Linked DNA regions of Homo sapiens: region 2 is linked to region 1. Evidence: read pairs that join two places in POLR2A ChIA-PET (ENCODE). Cell type or tissue: GM12878. All regions are shown on one strand. Each heading gives the region's core, and the rest is flanking DNA. Links, peaks and the distances in the headings are about the cores only.

Region 1 (4,403 bases), core at 169-4,168:
CTTCCAATACCACAAAGCCACTATTATCTAAAACTAGTTATTATAACCAGAGCTATAAAATTGCCAATATCCAAAATATGTACCACTGTTGCTGTCACCCAGAAGCCCATGTCCAATATCAAATATTAGCTATTGTCACAGTAATGCTGTGTAACAAACCAACCTAAAATTAAGCGGCTGTAAACAATAACCATCTATTATTGCTCGTGGTTCTTCAGATTAATCAGACAGTTCCTCTGGTCTGGCCCAGGTTTTTCTGATCTCAGCCAGATGTGTTCATTGGCTGCAGTTAGCAGGTAGGTTAGCTGGGCTCTGGCGTCTATGATGTCCTCATCTAGATAACTGAGTTCTGCCATAAATGATCTCTTACCTTCCAGCAGGCTGGGTCACGCTTGTTCATGTTAAAGGAAGAGGGACACTAGCAAGAGGAGAAGCACAAAGGGCCTTTTGGGATCTAAGGCTTAGAACTGACACATGTAATTTCAGCCACTTTCTGCTGGGCAGAGCAAGTGACAAGATAAGCTCTGATTCAAAGGGGAGGAGGAGATAGACTCCACCTTGTAATAGTTGTCACAAAGTCTCACTGCAAAAGGTATGTGTACATGGATATGTGGAGACTTAGGGCCATGTTTTTAATCAATCTGCCACAGGCACTTTGAATCATAGTGCCACGTATACCTTGACGTATACCTCTTCTTTGATCAGAACTTTAGTCAGTCTCTTCTGAGTCCTCTGCTTAACTAGGCTCTACCTTGGGCTTCCCTATCTGTCCTCATAGAATCCAGTTTGAGCAAGAATCCTGCGTAGTCAGTTTAGTGAAAATCCGCCACCTTTGGTATCTGACCTCCCCTTATCCTTGATGTTTCCTCTTAGTAATTTTCCACTCACTGACCCCATCCTGCTCCTTGATTAAAAATCCCCACTTGTCCTTGCTGGAGAGGGAGTTGAGTTCAATCTCTTCCCCACTGCAAGACCCCATTGCAGTGGTCCCTGTACATATTGCCATGACCCCCTTCCCATCTTTAGCAAGGGTCATGAATTATTTTCTTTAAAAATCTGGACTCTGCTCCCCACTAAGCTGTGGCCTATGAGAAGAATCCATAGTCTATTTCAATTGTAATTGATTTTTTTTCCTAACTCTCAGAAATACAAGAACATTTTTTAATACCACATCCTGACAAAGTGGTCCCTGAGAATGATAAACAATATATATTCAAACATTAACTTCTTTCATCATTTTGCAAATTTTACAGTATGTGATTGTGGCTTTTAGAATAATCATTCCAATAGATAATGTGTCAGCTTTCTTCCTATGAAAGGATCAAATCCGTTTCTTTGGGGAGTCTTCCATGAGTACATTTTTAGAAAGCGAATGTTCATTTTCTTGATAAATAAATATACAACTTTGAAAAAGTTTCCTGGGAAGAAGGAGCAAATGAGCAAGGTTGAATAATTACCAGTCATTACTGAAAAAATCAGAAACTATTTACAAGACACAAATACACAGTGAAACATATTATATGAAGTGAAATAATATAAAACTTGGCAGGAACCCAAGCTTAATGAGTTTTAGGATATGGTTTTAGAAGCACCAGGGATTTTCTGTGAGTACCCACATCAGCATGAGATCTGGTCTTACTGGGAGCTGCTTACCCCTACTCAAAGATGGCCCCAAGAGTGAAGAAGTCAATGCCTCTTTGAAGGCCTTGTATAGAAAGATGGCACATCCTCTTTCAGCTGACAGATAGGATCTCTGGGAGCCTGTCCTATCAGCACCTTCCAAACTGTGATGCTGGTGACTCCATCATTAGATCTCAGCACCAACTGTTGGGGCTGAAGAAGCTGTTCCTCAGACACAAGGTCGCATGCTCACAGGTCAAATAATGCAGATAGCAGTGGAAGATGTTGGCATATTTTGCTTAATATTAATTTTGTTTGTCGAACCATGCCGCTATTAGTCTGTTCTGGTAGTGCTATAGATTTCATTGTGCATCACTTGCTGCCTCTTTTGGGGTAGAGTAGGAATAGCATGTGTATTGTTGGGGAATTAGGAGGCCCTTCAAACCATGAGGAAAAATCACTGAGATGGGAGGCCAATGTTTCAAAACTGTTTCTGTGGCTATTGTTCCAGAGAATCTCTGGACCCAGACACATTCCCAAAGTTTCAATTATAAAGACTCATTCCTTCAACAAATATTTATTGCACACATACTTGGTGCCAGGAATTGTGCTAGGCACTACAGATACTGCAGTGTTTACATAGACAAGGTTTCTGCTCTAATGTACATCAAATATAGAAGCCATGTAATAAACAGGAAACATATAGGTGAACAAAAGAAGTACAGCTTGTGATAAATTCTAAGTAGGAATAAACAGAGAACAAGGATGGAGAAGAATGGCAGAAGGGAAGGCAGGCCAGCCGACATTCAGTACATGTCAGGAAATGACTGTCTAGAGGGTGACACTGAAACTGAATTTCAAAGAATGAGTAGGAGGCAGGCATGCAAGTCTCTGGAAGGACAGAGGAACAGAAGTGGGAAGTCCCTGAGGCCAGAAAAGACCCATTCTAGGGCCTATCAGAAGGCATGTGGCTACCACAGTCAGTCTCTGGGGAGAGAGGCATGAGATGGAGTCCGAAAGGGGTGGTTCTTCCGACCCATGAGCATAGAATGCTTTTCCATGCATTTGTGTCACTTCTGATTTCTCTCAGGAGTGCTTTGTCATTCTCCTTGTGGGGATCTTTCACCTCCTTGGGTACTATGCCCACTACCTGGGCCATAGGATCATTTGTACCCCAAACCTCAGCATCATGCAATATACCCATCTAGCAAACCTGCACATGTACCCCTTGAATCTAAAATAAATGTTGAAGTTTTTTTAAAAAGCAGCAGCAGAAGAAGAAGAGAAAAGAAAAGAAAGGGCTGTGGGAAAGAGATGAGGCAGAGCCTCTTAGGTCCCGGTAGAGAATGCACAGTTTATTCTCAAAATAAAAGGAAGCCATAGGAAGGCTTTTAAACAGGGAGTGGCATTATCTCAAGCATTTTTTAAAGATCCATCTGGTTACTGGGTGAAGAATAGATTACGTCTATATTATCATATTTATGTAAATATACTGATACATACCAGCGTATCAAGATACGCTCCCCAGAGTGATATTAATTTGGGCAAAAGGCCCATAAATCACCTCGCCTCCATATAAGAATAAATATTGTTTTAACGCATTGCCAAAAGCAGCACGCGCCAGAATTTATTAGTTTGTGTTAATTTTTAATTTGATGCTTGAGCTCCTCCTTGTGGCTGCATGGTTGCAAGCTCCTTGGCAATGCCAGTTTCCACATAGCAACTAGGAAGCTTTTCTTTCTCTCTTTCTTTCTTTTTTTTTTTAACTGTCCTTATTAATCAAAAGTGCAAAGCCTAAAATGGGGGCTTGAGGTTTAATTAGTGCATTTGAAAAAATAAGTTGATATGCTATTACAGATGAATACTTATATATAATATATGCACTACATAATACATAGTATGATATGGTTACATTCTCACTGAAACCTGTTGCTGCCTGTAATACTCTTGCCAACATCTGGTAATTATTAGAGTAAGATATAAGGTCTTTGCCTTCCCTCAAAAGTAATTTCATCAAATAAAAGAATGTATTTAACAAATCCACAGCAACTGAACAAAAGGCATGTCTTTACATTTCATCTTCTCAGTAGAAAAATGAGTTAGGACATATTCATCTTCTGTGGAAGAGACAAATATAAATAATTGTTATCTTCATTCGTTCATTGGTTGGTGACTGACAACTTGAATTAGAGAGAAACCCAACCAGTTGGGCATTAGGGAATTTCTAACTGTTGTATCCCTCAGTTAAGAAGAATTACAGCTTTGGAAAATCGCTCTCAGAAGGCACATTTATTCAAAAAAAAAATCTCATTTTCAACCCATTTTGATGTGTAGAAAGCTTTCATGCCATGAGATATTCCATGCATATTATGAGCTAGAAGGGAGAAGAGCCTGTTCAGCTCTGGAGAGAGCTAAGTTGTGTTACCTACAGATAAAGTTAAACCTCTACCACCGTAATTCTATGTATCTTTCTTCTAAGCTCCACTTATTATTCCCAATGTACTTCTAGTGCATTTAGAATTTCCAAGTAGCAGCAGTTGGGCTGGCACCTAATAAAGAATCTGGGAATTTGATGGGGCCAGTCAGACAGAGGTCACCATAGTAGTGATACCTTCCCTTGGACAGGTAGGAATATCCTGATGGATAATGTTTGAAACCTACAAATGACCCCAGAGCATGAATGACAATAAACAACTATGCAAGGTGGAATAACACATTTAAAATTCTACTAATGCCACGCTCATGTTGCTGACACAGCCTACTGGACTACCCTGGGTGTGATT
Region 2 (4,403 bases), core at 76-4,075, 53 kb after region 1:
AGCTAAAACTAAGACACAACATCATTCATCCATTTGCCGTGCATTGTTCATGCATCCCTCTTATTCATGGGTTTACCACCAACTGTTGCCAGATCTGCCTATTAAAATATGATAGAGAAATAGACAGTCTTGAACACTGGTGGTAGGTGGTTTGACCACTTTGGAAAATGGTTTGGCCTTATCTATCAAAGCTGAACACAGCATTCCTTGTGATCCAGCAATTTTGCTCCAGGTATATACCCAAAAGAAATGCATGCACTTGCTTACCAAAATGAAGCTACAAAAGCATTCATAACAACATCACTTCTGTTTTGTTTTTATTACGTGAACATGGCAATTACTATAACTGTCATATGAGTTTGAGATAAGTGGGATAATGGATATATTTATATTTAGAAACACTGATGGAGAATCTGTGAAACAAAATTCTTTACATGCTATGTGATTTAGCTAAATAAAATCATGACTAGAAATGAACCTAAATATTTAAACTTCAGCCCACTGAAAATAATACTGTGTACAGGACTACTGTCTCCCAACCTTACTATTGTGCTGTTTTATTAAAAGAGCTACACGCCAACCAGCTCATAGTCTTTGCATAGCCCTTGGACCTAAGATTTTATTTCATTATGAGCTTAAGGATTACAGTGAGTTTTCCATTTAATAATTAGCTTCACTAATGATTGAATTGTCATCTTAAATTACTGCTAACTGAACCTGAAATCCCCTTCATTAACTTTAAAAATATAAGGCCACAGCTAAATTGAATTAAAAATGTCAGCAGCTAAAATAACAAAGAAGAAAGATATTCACTCCGTGATTTTCAAACCTCCTATTCCACAGAAGATTATTTTAAAGACAGAGAATTTACTCCATATGTTACATGTGCTGAAACAAAAATTTAGAGAACATCCTTAAAGACACTCTTAATCAAATCACAAATTGAGCACCAAGATAAAGAACCTATGAGCATAGAGAAATTATTTCTCAATATTTAAAACAGTATGGTGTAAAGACATTTCTTACTTAAATAAACTAAAACTTCAAGCATATCACAAAAGCTAGTTTTATAAATTTATAAGTAATAGCAAAATAATTAAAATTACTTGAAGATGGCAACTTATCAAAATAAAATTATGATGTACATTGTTCTGGTTTTAAGACTTTGAAAATTAATGTAAACATACCCCCAAAACCAGCAATTCCACTACTCTAAAAAGAAACCTTCACTCAGGAGAGATTAAAACATATTTTCACACAAAGACTTGTACAAGAATATCTAAAGCAACTTTATTTATAATGGCCAAAAGTAGAAATAATTCATATGTCCATCAGATGATGAATAATAAGCAAAATGTGGTACATCCATACAATGGAGTACGATTCAGCAATAAAAAGCAATGAGGTACTGATACATACTAAAATGTGGAGGAACTTCAAAAACATGCTAACTGAAAGGACCTGGGCATGAACAATCATATACTGTATTAATCCATTTATATAAAATGTCTAGAAAAGGCAAATTTGTAGACAGAAAGTAGCTTAGTGGTTGGCTAGGCTAGAGATGGGAATGGAAAATGACTGCTAATGGTCACAGTTTCTTTTTTCTTTTTTTTGGAGACAGTCTCACTCTGTCGCCCAGGCTGGAGTGCAAGTGGTGTGATCTCAGCTCATTGCAACTTCCAACTCCTGGGTTCCAGCGATTCTCCGGCCTCAGCCTCCTGAGTAGCTGGGACTACAGACGTGTGCCACCACGCCCAGCTAATTTTTGTATTTTTAGTAGAGACAGGGTTTTACCATGTTGGTCAGGTTGGTCTCAAACTCCTGACCTCGTGATCTGCCCATCTCAGCCTCCTAAAGTGCTGGGATTACAGACATGAGCCACCGCACCTGGCACATGGTCACAGTTTCTTACTGGTGTGATGGGAATGTTCTAAAATCAGAATGCGGTGATGGCTGCACAATCCTGTAAATATGCTAAAAGTCATTAAATTAGTCACTTAAACTGAGTCAAATTTACAGTGTGTAAATTATGCCTCAATAAAGTCATTTTTAAAAATAAGATTGAATTCTGAAAATCAGCCAGGATATTGCAGATTAGTTGTAGCTTGGCATCAGTGCACATGGTTTCTTTCTGTTTGTCCTCAAAAATTCTAATGTTGAATTATCTGCATTTCCAGAAATTAGATCTCACTATGCAAAAAAAAAAAAAAAAAATACTAAAATACTAAAACGTGTTTTAAAATGTAAATACATTCCATTAGCTAATCTAACCAGGAATCTGGGAATCATATATAAACTAATATAACTTTAAAAAATATATATCCATGGGAAACAGAATTGTTTATAAGGACTTTTCTTAATTTACCTTCTTCTACGCCCTCACAAAGTTCCTTATCCATCCAGGATCCAGAGAAATTTTTTTAAGCCTAGAGCAGATTATATCACTACTGTTGGAAGCTGCCAGCAGTGAGAACAATCTATATCTCACTCTCCCACAGTCTGAAAGGTCCTCAATGCTCTCACCTTTGCCTGCCTCTCTGGACCCACTTCACATCATGTTTCTCATCCCTAAATTTAAACACCAGCCACACTGGCCTTGTTGCTGTCCTTCCAAAAACCCCAAGTTTGTTCCAGCCTCGGAGTCTTTGCACTGGCTCTGCCTTAAAAGGCAATGAAGTATAGTGGTTAAGCGTGCAGACTCTGGCTTCATACTGCCTGGCTTTCTGCCTGTGTTTAAATACCAGCTACGACACTTTCGGTGAGTTACTTAATTCCCCTGTGCCTACTTTCCCCATATGTATCATGGTAATAATAACCATATCTACATCATAGGGTTGTTAGAGGATTACATGAACTAATGTTTGAAAAGTGCTTAGGGCCAGGCGCGGTGGCTCACGCCTGTAATCCCAGCACTTTGGGAGGCCGAGGCAGGCGGATCACCTGAGGTCAGGAGTTCGAGACCAGCCTGGCCAACACAGCAAAACCCTGTCTCTACTAAAAATACAAAAATTAGCCAGGCACGGTAGCGCACACCTGTAATCCCAGCTACTCGGGAGGCTGAGGCAGGAGAATCGCTTAAACCCAGGAGGCAGAGGTTGCAGTGAGCTGAGATCGGACCATTGCACTCCAGCCTGGGCAACAAGAGCAAAACTCCATCTCAAAAAAAAAGAAAAAAAGAAAAAAAAAAAAGAAAACTGCTTAGAAGAGCTTTTATATAAAACTTCTTAAAGTATCTGCCTGAAATGATCTTTCCCCACATCTCTTCAGAAAAGGCCTCCTATCATTCCGAACTCAGTTCAAATGTCCTCACCTTAAGCCCCTCATTAACTAATTCTTAACTCCATGTATTCAATACATAGTTATTAAATGCTTGTTTTGTGCCAGGCACTGTTTTCGGTGCTGAGCAAGTATGAAGAAAACAAGTAAAGATTATTGCTCTCATGGAACTGACTCTCCAGTGCGGTAAGACAGAAGATAAACAATAGTCATACAAATATATCATGTCAGAAGCAATCTGTGCTGGAGAATACAGGAAATGGAGAGCAGAGTGAGTGGGGTGGGGAGTGCAGGAGAGGGGCTGAGAAGGACTAGTCTGCATCATTGCATGGGGTGGCCAGGGACACTGAGAAGTGGCATCTAAGCAAAGAGTTGAAGGAGGCAAAGGAGTTAGTCAGAGGTGATGGTCAGGAATAGTGTTCCATGCATTGATAACGGCCAGAGCAGAGGCCCTGAAGCCAGGCCCGGGAGGCTGGAGTGTGCCCGGCCTGTTTGAGGGCCTCAAGGGGCCATTGGGCTGCAGTGAAGGGACAGAGAAGGAGAAAAGGTTAGTCCTAAAAAAGGGGAGCTGTGCTCAGAGAGGTATGAAGGGCATCGGGTAGATTATACAAGGCGTCCAGGGCCATTTAAACTCTTTGCCTTCTTATCACGGTGATATAGTGGGGGGTGGCAGATAGACACTAAGAGGACACCCAGTTATCCCCACTGACCCACTGAAATTGTGAGATAAAAAAACGTGTGTTGTTTTAAGCCACTACTTGTAGTAATTTATTACCCAGCAAAAGATAATGAAGAGGGAGACAAAAAGGTTTTGAGCAAAGGAGTGAAGTGATCTGATTTGTTTTATAGGGAGTGCTCTGGAAGTGGCATGGAGAATAAGCTAAAAGAGAGCAAGCACTGAATCAAGGAGTCCAGGCAGGAAACCATTGCAATAATCCAGGCAAGAGATGATGGTGACTTAGACTTGGACTAGGATGTGGGATCATGAGAAGCAGTCATATTTTCTCTTTCTCATAGAACTTCTGCCTAAAACCTGCATACATTTTAACTCATTTGCTATAACTTCTTTCATTCCTCAACCCATCCCTGAAAGAACCAAAGTCCTATGAGCATAGACACCTTGT

The links. ChIA-PET counts read pairs that join two places held together with the same protein. Peaks named below come from ENCODE experiments on the same cell type or tissue, not always from the same donor. Only the 100,000 strongest peaks of a DNase experiment are listed, where the experiment ranks them.
Region 2: POLR2A ChIA-PET joins it to region 1 with 7 read pairs; 2 of 35 experiments call an interaction of 5 or more read pairs at or near these places.

The regions. Positions count from the first base shown.
Region 1 is chr3:22,957,267-22,961,669 of GRCh38, forward strand. No RefSeq gene overlaps it. Among named protein-coding and RNA genes, the nearest start is that of UBE2E2-DT, 240 kb to the right of the region's middle. RefSeq lists an enhancer at 2,574-2,703. In GM12878, for the core only: a CTCF peak has its summit at 3,300 (motif pointing left); DNase peaks (open chromatin) are centred at 2,545 and 3,277.
Region 2 is chr3:23,010,655-23,015,057 of GRCh38, forward strand. No RefSeq gene overlaps it. Among named protein-coding and RNA genes, the nearest start is that of UBE2E2-DT, 190 kb to the right of the region's middle. In GM12878, for the core only: no CTCF peak of the experiment used is centred there; no DNase peak of the experiment used is centred there.